Regions from separate parts of the Homo sapiens genome. Here region 2 is linked to region 1. Evidence: chromatin contacts called from ENCODE Hi-C data. All regions are on one chromosome and are shown on one strand. The core of a region is the stretch at or near the end of the contact, and the rest is flanking DNA. Distances in the headings are between cores, read along the strand shown.

The links. Hi-C counts contacts between places; a loop is a spot of excess contacts on that map. Pooled maps may share reads with other maps.
Region 2: a map of chondrocyte shows a loop between it and region 1 (6-fold over the local background). The contact joins the promoter of GTPBP4 here to the promoter of DIP2C in region 1. A Hi-C loop is called at or near these places in 1 of 168 maps with a recorded cell type or tissue (chondrocyte) and 7 of 50 pooled maps.

What each region holds. Positions count from the first base shown.
Region 1 is chr10:687,731-692,483 of GRCh38, reverse strand. DIP2C (disco interacting protein 2 homolog C) reads left to right here and starts at 2,816. Exons shown (of 37, transcript NM_014974.3): 1 at 2,816-2,990. The coding sequence starts at 2,906. RefSeq lists an enhancer at 1,506-2,441.
Region 2 is chr10:985,726-990,478 of GRCh38, reverse strand. It overlaps GTPBP4 (GTP binding protein 4), which reads right to left and starts at 2,045. Exons shown (of 17, transcript NM_012341.3): 1 at 1,952-2,045. The coding sequence starts at 1,999. It also overlaps a transcript of LARP4B not described here. RefSeq lists an enhancer at 1-298.

The DNA.
Region 1 (4,753 bases), core at 1,567-4,066:
AGAAGTTCTTGAGGGGACTCAAAGTGAAAGGGAGGCTGCTCTCAGAAATAATGTACATGGGGGAAAGTATTGGTAGGTAGGATGAGTTTGATTGTGGACAGCATGAATTTCAAGGAGATGGTAGGAGTTCCAGATAAAGATGATATCTATCAGGCTCCTGGAAATGGCAGTCTAAGACCGAGAGCCCACACTCACACGTGTAATGTGTAGGTGCCCAAAGACCTGCTGAAAGGAACCATCAGCTCAAAATCTGAGTTTGCAATTGATGTGTTTAATGCAAATTACAAGTTTTCTTTGCAACCAACATCAGTCATAGGATCATATGCAAATGATTAAGGCCCATCAAAAAGAATATATATATATATATATATATATATATATATGTATTTTTTTTTTTGAGACTGAATCTCGCTCTGTCACCCAGGCTGGAGTGCAGTGGTGCGATCTCGGTTCACTGTAACCTCCACCTCCCGGGTTCAAGTGATCCTCCTGCCTCAGCCTCCTGAGTAGCTGGGACTACAGGTGTGTGCCACCATGCCCAGCTAATTTTTTGTAGTTTTTAGTAGAGATGGGGTTTCACCATATTGACTAGGCTGGTCTTGAACTCCTGACCTCATGATCCACCTGCCTTGGCCTCCCAAAGTGTTGGGATTACAGGTGTGAGCCACCGTGCCTGGCCCGCGAATATATATTTTTTATTCCGACATTATACCGCCCTAAATGGACTTGACACCATTTATTGCTTGGAATGCACAGTGCATCTTTGCTGTAATGAAATGAACTCAGGGCTTTGCTTTGGAGACTGGGGTTTGAATCCTGGTTCTGCTCCCCTTTCTGTCTCTAAGGACTTTTATCTGTGACGTGTAGGGGCTGTGTGGGATCTTCCCCACGGCCCCTGCATTGCTGGTCGGTCTCTTTATCATGCAAAGGGGAGAGATGATGGTGGGGCCACATGCTTGTGCCACCCGTATCTGTTGCATTGAACGCAGTCTGGAGCGAAGGACGAACCCACGGCGCACACCAGGCGGAGGCACACGGCTCGGCGCAGGAAGCACACGGGTTTGGGGTTCCTGTTTCCCAGCTCATCGTCGAATGTCATTCTCACAATTCCCCACTGAAAGGACCGATCCTTACAGGAAATGCACACACCTCTGGCGGTTGCCACCACTGCTAGATCCATGGGAAGGGCAAAGGTGGGTGAGGCATGGGCTCTGTCCTCCAGGCGCTTACACTCACAAAGAATACAGAGAAGATAAAAAAGGTCAAACGTGATGAGGGCGGGAAGTGGCCGGTGCAGGAAGAGAAAGGAGAGAGATTGTTCTGGACCTGGGGTCAGGGATGGCTGTGGGTGGCAGGGGCAGAGAAGGGGCAGGCTCTCCGGGGTGGAGGCCGGGAGCAGAGGTGCTGCGGGTCAGCCGCGTTGTTTGCAGGAGCCGGAGTGTGGAGGCCGCAAGGCTGCCGTGCAGGTGGGTCCCGGCTGGTGGGGGCTCCGGTCGAAGCGGGGTGGGGGGGTGGTGGGGGGTAGGGGTAGGGGGGTGAGGTGGGGGACCTGTGTTCCTGCGGCCCACTCTGAAAGGGGAGTGAGTGCAGCTGGGCCTCCGGGAGCCAGCGCTGGCCAATGTCCCGTGGAGGACGGGGAGGCGAGGAGGTCTTTAGGAAGCTCTGGGCCTAAGGGAGGGGCCGGGCTGGGAAGAGGGGGTACAAGGATGAAAAGGAGGCCAGGTCGTCGGGGCTTTGTGCAACAGACTGGGGAGGATGTGTGGAGACAGAGGAAGGTGATGATGAAGACAACGGGGGCGGTTCTGAGAAGCAGAACTTCCAGTGACTAAGAGTCACTGGAAGCAGCTGGCTTCATTTAGGGTTTGTGGCGTTTGGGGTGTCTAGGGGCTTCCAGGGAAGTTTGCTCAGTGGACGGTTGGAGATGCGAGGGCCTCCCCAGATGGTCAGGACTAGAGGCACAGACGGGGCTTCAGCCTCGCCGAGGTGGCACTGAGGCTGGGAGCTGATGGCCCCACAAGGAGAAGGACGGTGGGAACCCTGGGGCCTGCAGCCTGTTCCGGGAGGGCTGGAGCCAGGCTTTTCGGGCCCACCTGGCATTTGGAGATTAGGTGACCCAACCTTGTCTTCCCATCCCCTTTTCACAGATGGGGACACTGACCCTCCAGGCAAAGGCTCAGAGTCGCTCAAGGTCATCTGCTGGTCGTTGCATTCGAAACTTCCAGCCTAGCGCTCCGTCTCCGCCTCTTAAAATGTTCATTAACAAAAAACCAGCCCTCCAAGACCCGGGGCACTGCGAGTTTTCGCGCAGACGTCAAGCTGCGGCTCCAGGACGTGATTTTCGCAGGGAGCCGGGTGGACCAGGCTCTGGGGCCGGGCCCGCAGGCTCCGCTGGACGCGCAGAGCCCAGGACAGACAAGACCGCCCCGCCCCGCCCCGCCCCGCGGGCCCCGAGCCCCCAACCCGCCCCCGAGCGCGCCCCCGGGAGCGCGCGCTTCGCCGACGCGGCCGCGCGCCCCCCCGCGCGCTCCCGCTCCTGCGCGTCCTCGCGCCCCGCGCGCGCGCGCCCTGCCCCCGCGGCCCCGTGACGCGCGCGCGCAGAGACGCTCCCGCCGGGCCGGGGCCGAGAGCAGCAGGGCCGGGTCCGGGTCCGCAGCGCCTGCGGGGAGGGGCCGAGCGCGCGCGGGGCGGGCCGGGGACCGTGGGGCGCGGGGGCGCGCGAGGCGGCCGTGGCGGGGCCGCGCTGAGGAGGCGCCGAGGGGAGGGAGGTCCCTGCGCGCCCGCCGCCCGCCTCCCGCGCCCGCGCCGCCGCCTCCTCCTCGGTGCGGTTCCGCCGGGCGCGAGGAGCCGCCGAGACCTCCGCCTGCGAACAAAGAGGAGGCCGTGCGGGGCGCGGCGCCCGCGGAGCATGGCGGACCGCAGCCTGGAGGGCATGGCGCTGCCCCTGGAGGTGCGGGCGCGCCTGGCCGAGCTGGAGCTGGAGCTGTCGGAAGGTAACCGGGCCCCCGCCCCGGGCCGGGCCGCGCTGTCACCGGGGAGGGCCGCGCGCGGAGGGCTGGGGGCGCGGGGCCTGCGGCGGGGCGGGGGCCGGGCCCGGAGGGGGAGGTGCGACCCCAGCCCGGAGCGTGCGCGTCCCCCGGACCCCCAGACCCCGCGCCCTAGGGACGTTTGTGAGGCCGCGATCCCCCGCGCTCTGGGGACGTTTGTGGGGCCGCGATTCCCCGCGCCCTGGGGGTGTCTGTGGGGCCTGGGATCCCCTCGCGCTCTGGGGGTGTTTGTGGGGCCGCGATCCCCCGCGCCCTGGGATGTTTGTGGGGCCGCGATCCCCCCGCGCCCTGGGGGTGTCTGTGGGGCCTGGGCGCCGCGCGGGGACGCAGGATGCAGCGGGCCCGGCGGGATCGGCCTTCCCGTGCGCTCTGCGCTGGAGCCGCGGCGTCCTTGGTGCAGCAGCGCGGTGCGCGCCACCTCCTCGCTGGCGGGTTCGGCCTGGAACGCCCGGCCAGATTTCAATGCGAAACTTGTCGTTGGACCCCGGGTTCGATCTCTGGTGGCTCAGGCCGTGCAGCGGTCCTGGCGCGGCCCGGGGGATCCCACCCCCATTGTTCGCGGGCGCTGCGCGGGGAGGGCTGGGCGGAATCGTCAACCTCCCCCCGGGCCGGGCTCCGGCCTTGCCGTCCTGGTCCTCTCGTAGGAGGGTTTGTGGCAGATCAGCCACCGCGGTCTTATGGAGGGTTGTGTACGCCTCTTATTTGCTCTTCATGGCGGAGATCATGTGCTCAACTGTCATAAGTTTCAGATCGGGCTTTGCCAGGTCTTTTCCCCAAAACCACTGAAGTTCCCAAATCTGAAATGTTTGATGTGCATTTAGCCGTCTCTGGGCTCATCCTGGTCAGGCCATTCCTGTAACGTGGGGTGGGGTGGGGGTGGGCCGGCGCGTCTCACATTTATATTTGGAGCAGTTTAGCATGGTGAACTTTTTTTGGGTAACGGTTTTGTGAGGGCCGGCAGCCAGAAAGTAAACTCATTCGTGCCAATTTTCACCGGCAGGGAGGAGCTGGTGTTGACTTTATGTTTTCCTTTTTAACACTTTCAGGGCAAAGAAGGGAGTGAGCAGGGGCCATGGTGTGCAGCCAACTGCCTTTCCAGACTTCTGGGGACGGGAAATGGTACTGTTTTTCAGTTTCAGATGTGGGGTTCCGCGAGGTGTGTCAGTGTCCTGTAACGTGACACAGTTGGCGGGGGGCAGAGTCTTCCAGGCCTGTGGGCTTGGCTGCTGCCCTCCTGAGGAGCTGAGGATGAGGAGGGCATGGCTAGGAGGCGGGAGCTGCCGTGTGCAGGGTTCGGATGTAAACTGGTAAGTAGATTGTGCAGTGCAGACAGCTCGTTTGGTGGGTAAGGAGTGTATCATTTGCAAAAGGCCCACCCTGGTTATCTGATTGTGTCAGCCTTGGGTAGGTTTCCCGGCTTGCGTCTCGGCCCAGGTGCACCCCTGCCTGCAGCACCCTCCGTGTTCGCTGTCTCAGGACAGGGGCTTCTGTGCTGCCTGCATCACACTGATGTGAAGTGTCAGTGCCCCATCCAGGTCAGCAGAGCGTAGCGCCCCTGAGCTCAGCAGGGCGAGCCCCATCTGAGGGTTCCCCCACCCACTGCTAGCCCAGAAGTTGGACCCACATTTGTTCCCAGAGTCTGGGATGTCTATGGGAATGGGTGTCCTGTGTTGGGCATTGTGGCCTTTTGAGGTGACGACACTTGCCTG
Region 2 (4,753 bases), core at 796-3,295, 300 kb before region 1:
AGTGCTGGGATTACAGGCGAGAGCCACCGCACCCGGCCTCGACTTACCTCTCTTGAAAATGACTTCCAAAGAGGCAGGTATTTTATCTAATGCATTTTTGTAACACAGTACCCGATGCACAGGACAGGCACTCACTCAACATCTTCTAGAATGAACTGAATACCACACTTTCCCGATGTGATTTTTTTTTTTTACTTCCAATCACCAAACAATTACCATCACCCAGTTTTTAGATAAGTCATCTGTTCTCTAAAAATATAAATCTCACTCCACAGAACAGAAGACGGATGGTGTATAATATATTCTAAAGTTCTCCACATAAGTCAATAACATGAACAAAGTTCATATAATCCAAAGAGCAAATTCCTTCAACAAACCTGAGAGATGGTTGACCAAAAATACAAATAAGACATGACTCCTGCACTCGAAAATACTACAATCTGGCTGGGCACAGTAGCTCATGCCTGTAATCCTAACACTTTGGGAGGCTGAGGCAAGTGAATCACTTGAGATTAGGAGTTCAAGACCAGTCTGGCCAACATGGTGAAACTCCACTTCTACTGAAAATACAAAAATTAGCCAGGCCTGGTGGCGCATGCCTGTAGTCCCAGCTACTCGGGAGGCTGAGGCAGGAAAATCACTTGAACCTGGGAGGCGGTGGCTGCAGTCAGGATCACACCACTGCGCTCCAACCTGGCCAACAGAGCGAGACTCCATCTCAAAAAGAAAGAAAGAAAATACTACAATCGATCAAGAGATGTGCCAGAACAACTGTCAGGAAGAAATAAGAAATGGTGGAGAGAAGTGGGGAAACAACTTTTGCTATGAAGGTAAAATACGAGACTCCCACAAAGCTTTCCAAGGCAAGCTCATCCCGTCCTTGAGACCTGAAGAAAAGGAGGCACTGACGAGGGGAAAACAGTCACTCTGCAGGGACTTCAGTAACTCCCTCTCGTGCAGGAGTCCCTGGGAGGCTCCAGTTGCCCGTCAATGTCTGTGTAATTGCGACCCAAATCGAATGTTCACTACATAAAAACGTGACTTCTTAAAAGTCCTAATACTAGGGCCGGGCGCAGTGGCTCACGCCTGTAATTCCAGCACTTTGGGAGGCCGGGGCGGGAGGATCACCCGGGATCAGGAGTTCGAGGCCAGCTTGGCCAACGTGGTGAAACCCCGTCTCTACTAAAAATACGAAAATTAGCTGGGTGTGGTGGTGCACGACTGTAATCCCTGTTACTCGGGAGGCTGAAGCAGGAGAATCGCTTGAACGCGGGAGGTGGAGGTTGCAGTGAGCCGAGACTGCGCTCCAGCCTGGGAAACAAGAGCGAAAAACTATGTCTCAAAAAAAAAAAAAAAAAAAAAAAGTCCTAATACTCAACACTTGTTGACTCATTCTTGCCACACCAACCAACGCTGTAAAAATTTAGTCTGGGCCTACTATGGTCTGAAAAGGAACAGGTATTCCCAAATCTAACAGTGAAAGAGAATGACTTAAAAATTATGAAACGTTAAATCACGAGAACAACGAACCCAGGATTCCTGAGAGGGGAGGGGGCTACGCCAAACCCAGAATCCGAAGGCTCATCACGGACCACGGAACGCTTCCTCCCTCACATGTCGGGGTCCCCCTCCACTCGCCCACATCGTCACCCGGGGCCCCTCCAGGGAACCCAACTCTGGGTGTACCCCCATCTCTGGGGGCCCTCAGTCTTTGGGTGGACCACGGTCTTAGGTGGACCCCGGTCTCTGGGGGATCCGATCTCTGGTGGACCCCGGATTCTGCTGGGGGAGGGGAAATGATCCCGAGTACGCGGCCAGACGGTCAGGCCCAGGAGCGGGGGATGGGCGAGCGGAAGGCGACCGCTCTCCCACGGCTACAGGCCCGGACCCTCCCCGGGGACCCAGCTGAGGAGAACGCGAAAGTTGCAGTGGCCCTCCCGGGGCCGCCTACCTTGGCGGACGGCACCACCGTAATTTTCTTGAAGTTGTAATGTGCCATGCCGGCAGCCGTATGCACGCGGGTACTTGGCACTCCCGGAACTTCCGCCGTCGGGCGCAGGTGGGACTTCCACTGTCGGGCGGTTGAGGTACGTCACTTCCGGGAGCTCAGCCAATCGTGTTCTGCGTGCTCTACGGCGCTTTCCGCGTCGCACAGCGCACCCGCCCGGCTTGGAGGTCAGCCACGGAGGGCGTGTGAGGGCCTCAGGAGCGAGGGTACAGAGGAGAGGACGCCCGGGTTTTAGGGGGAGCGCGGAGACTAAATTCCTGCTGAGTAAAGCGGGGGTTTCCGACAGACTGCCCTGCGGGTTTCTGGAGCGGGTTCAGGCCCCCAGCCACGCGCCCTGGGCCAGGGTTGGAGGGTCCGGGGTCTTGGGATTTGGGAGTTGCGGGGCTTAGGAGTCCAGAGGGTCTAGGGGATCCGGGAGTCTGGGGGTCCTGGGTCGCGGCGAGCCCCGCAAAGGAGGAGGAAGCCGCGCGTGCGGGGCGTGCCCAGCCTCTGGGTGTGGAGCAGATGACGCCCCTACCCCGGCCTCGCGCGTGGGACTTGATCCCGGGCCGTGGTGAGGAGGCCCTCGCGGCTTCCCTGCAGCCCTGCTTTCTCGTGCTTGTTAAATCCCAAAACGGGCGGAGAAGGGAAAGCCTGATCTAAGGCAAAAGAGGTGCAGCTGGTTCCGCGCAGTGCCTTAGGAGAGCCCAGGGAACAGTTGCGAGAGACAGTCCTGTGGGGTCCAACTGAGGAGAAGGTTGATGAGGATGGAGCCTTTACTGCTTTTATGTTTGTGAATAGAGTGGCCGCTCCCTTTGGGAACCCAGGGCCACATCCCTTAAATTAAACGTTAGGTAGGGCTGACTCAGTCAAGCAGTGTTCAGAGCTGCTGACTATATATTAACTCGTTTAATTTCTGCAACAGCCTCATGAAGTGCATGGGGAAACAAAGGCACACAAGGCTCGAAAGCACCCCGTGGTTGTGCAGCTGACAAGCTAACAGGCAGCAGAGGTGGGCTTTGAACCCAGGCAGCCTGGCTCCAGCAAACCTGCTTCTAACCATTAGCTATACTGCTTCTCACGCATCTGGGATGCCCCCCACTCTCCAATCCTTTTAAACAAGTCCTATTATTCTTACGCGAAAATACCTCTCATAAATTCCCAGCATTCCAATATTGAAAATCATTCTGGGTCATGCTTTTCTCATCTATTAACTATGCTTCCATTTTTGTGTCACAAGGCGGATAAGCATACCTCCTACATCTTTGTGGCACTTCTAAAGGAAGCTTCTAGGGTAATTAGGATTTGCTGGCTATGATCATTTGCTAAACCACAGGACAGTTCTGGCCACCATTTCCGAGATTAGCAAAGCTATGCTCATACTTATTGCCCTTTCTTTTAGGTTCTTGTATGTTTCCTCAACCTCTCCCACTTTCTCTCACTCTGATATAGCCAGTTCCTCTTTTTCTTGTAATCCGGTATTTAGATAAGTCCAGTCAATACTTTGCTTCAGATGGGCAAACATCCTTTCTTTAATTTTTTTTTTTTTTTTGAGACGGAATCTCACTCTGTCGCGCAGGCTGGAGCGCAGTGGCGCCATCTCAGCTCACTGCAACCTCCGCCTCCAGGGTTCAAGCCATTCTCCTGCCTCAGCCTCCCAAGTAGCTGGGATTACAGGCACCTGCCACCACTCCCGGCTAATATTTTGTATTTTTAGTAGAGACAGGGTTTTACCATATTAGCCAGGCTGGTCTCAAACCCTGACCTCAAGTGATCCACCCACCTTGGCCTCCCAAAGTGCAGAGATTACAGGCATGAGCCACCTGCTTTTAACTTGTTCAGCTACAAAGGCATGTCTGTGAATGCACAACCATAATGACTCATCATGGGCCCAGAGCTATAACAATGATAAGGTACCAAGCATCTTACACCATGTGCGTGTTGATGAGAATCAACATCCTTGCCTGTTCTTGTGATTTTGTGGCAGAGTATAGCTTCTTGGGGGCAAGTATGTATTCTACACCACTAGGAGCAAGCTTCTTTATCATACACTTCTGGGCTTCTCTGGGGAAGCCAAACTCTAAAGGCCTTTTCTGAGGAGTGTCGCAAATGCTGCCTGCAGTACGAGGCACATTGCCAGTTCCTGACTGCATTAGCAGGTTCCAGCTGCCAGGACGCCTCTGAGTGTGTACCTTGTGACAGAAAGGTACTTCTCAGCTGTAGTAAAGGATGCTCTCAAGGGTACTCTGCAAAGCTTCTGACTGCGAGGCACTTCTCAGTAAAAAGCTTTGTTTTTCAGACCTTTTTATTTTGTGGGTTTGGTCTTTTCTGTTTTACCTTCTCGTTGCTGTAATTCTGATGGATGAAAGGTACATTTTGCAGAACTGAACTTCCTGCCTGAAAGGAGCCTTTACATGGGGATTAGCCATCAGTAGGCATCCGGTCTTAGAGGGTCCTATGAGTGCTCCATTGGGCCCGTCGGCCACTTCCCTGGATCCCCACAGGAACTCATTCAGAACGAGTCACATGCTGCTTTGTACCTAGATGCTTCCTTGTGTACATCTTGTTTCCAAAAGAAGTAGCCAGCTCTTCGTGGACAGGAACTGTGTCTTACTTTTTTGCCATCCCTCACCTCAGGCAGCACTGCCAAGAGCATTCACAGTGACTGTGGAACTCCGTTGATTGAATGTTGGCTTGAGTAAGTTCCTGATGTAGGGGCTGTAGCGGTTGGAATCAAGCTTCTGCAATACTCAAGTAGTCCTACTG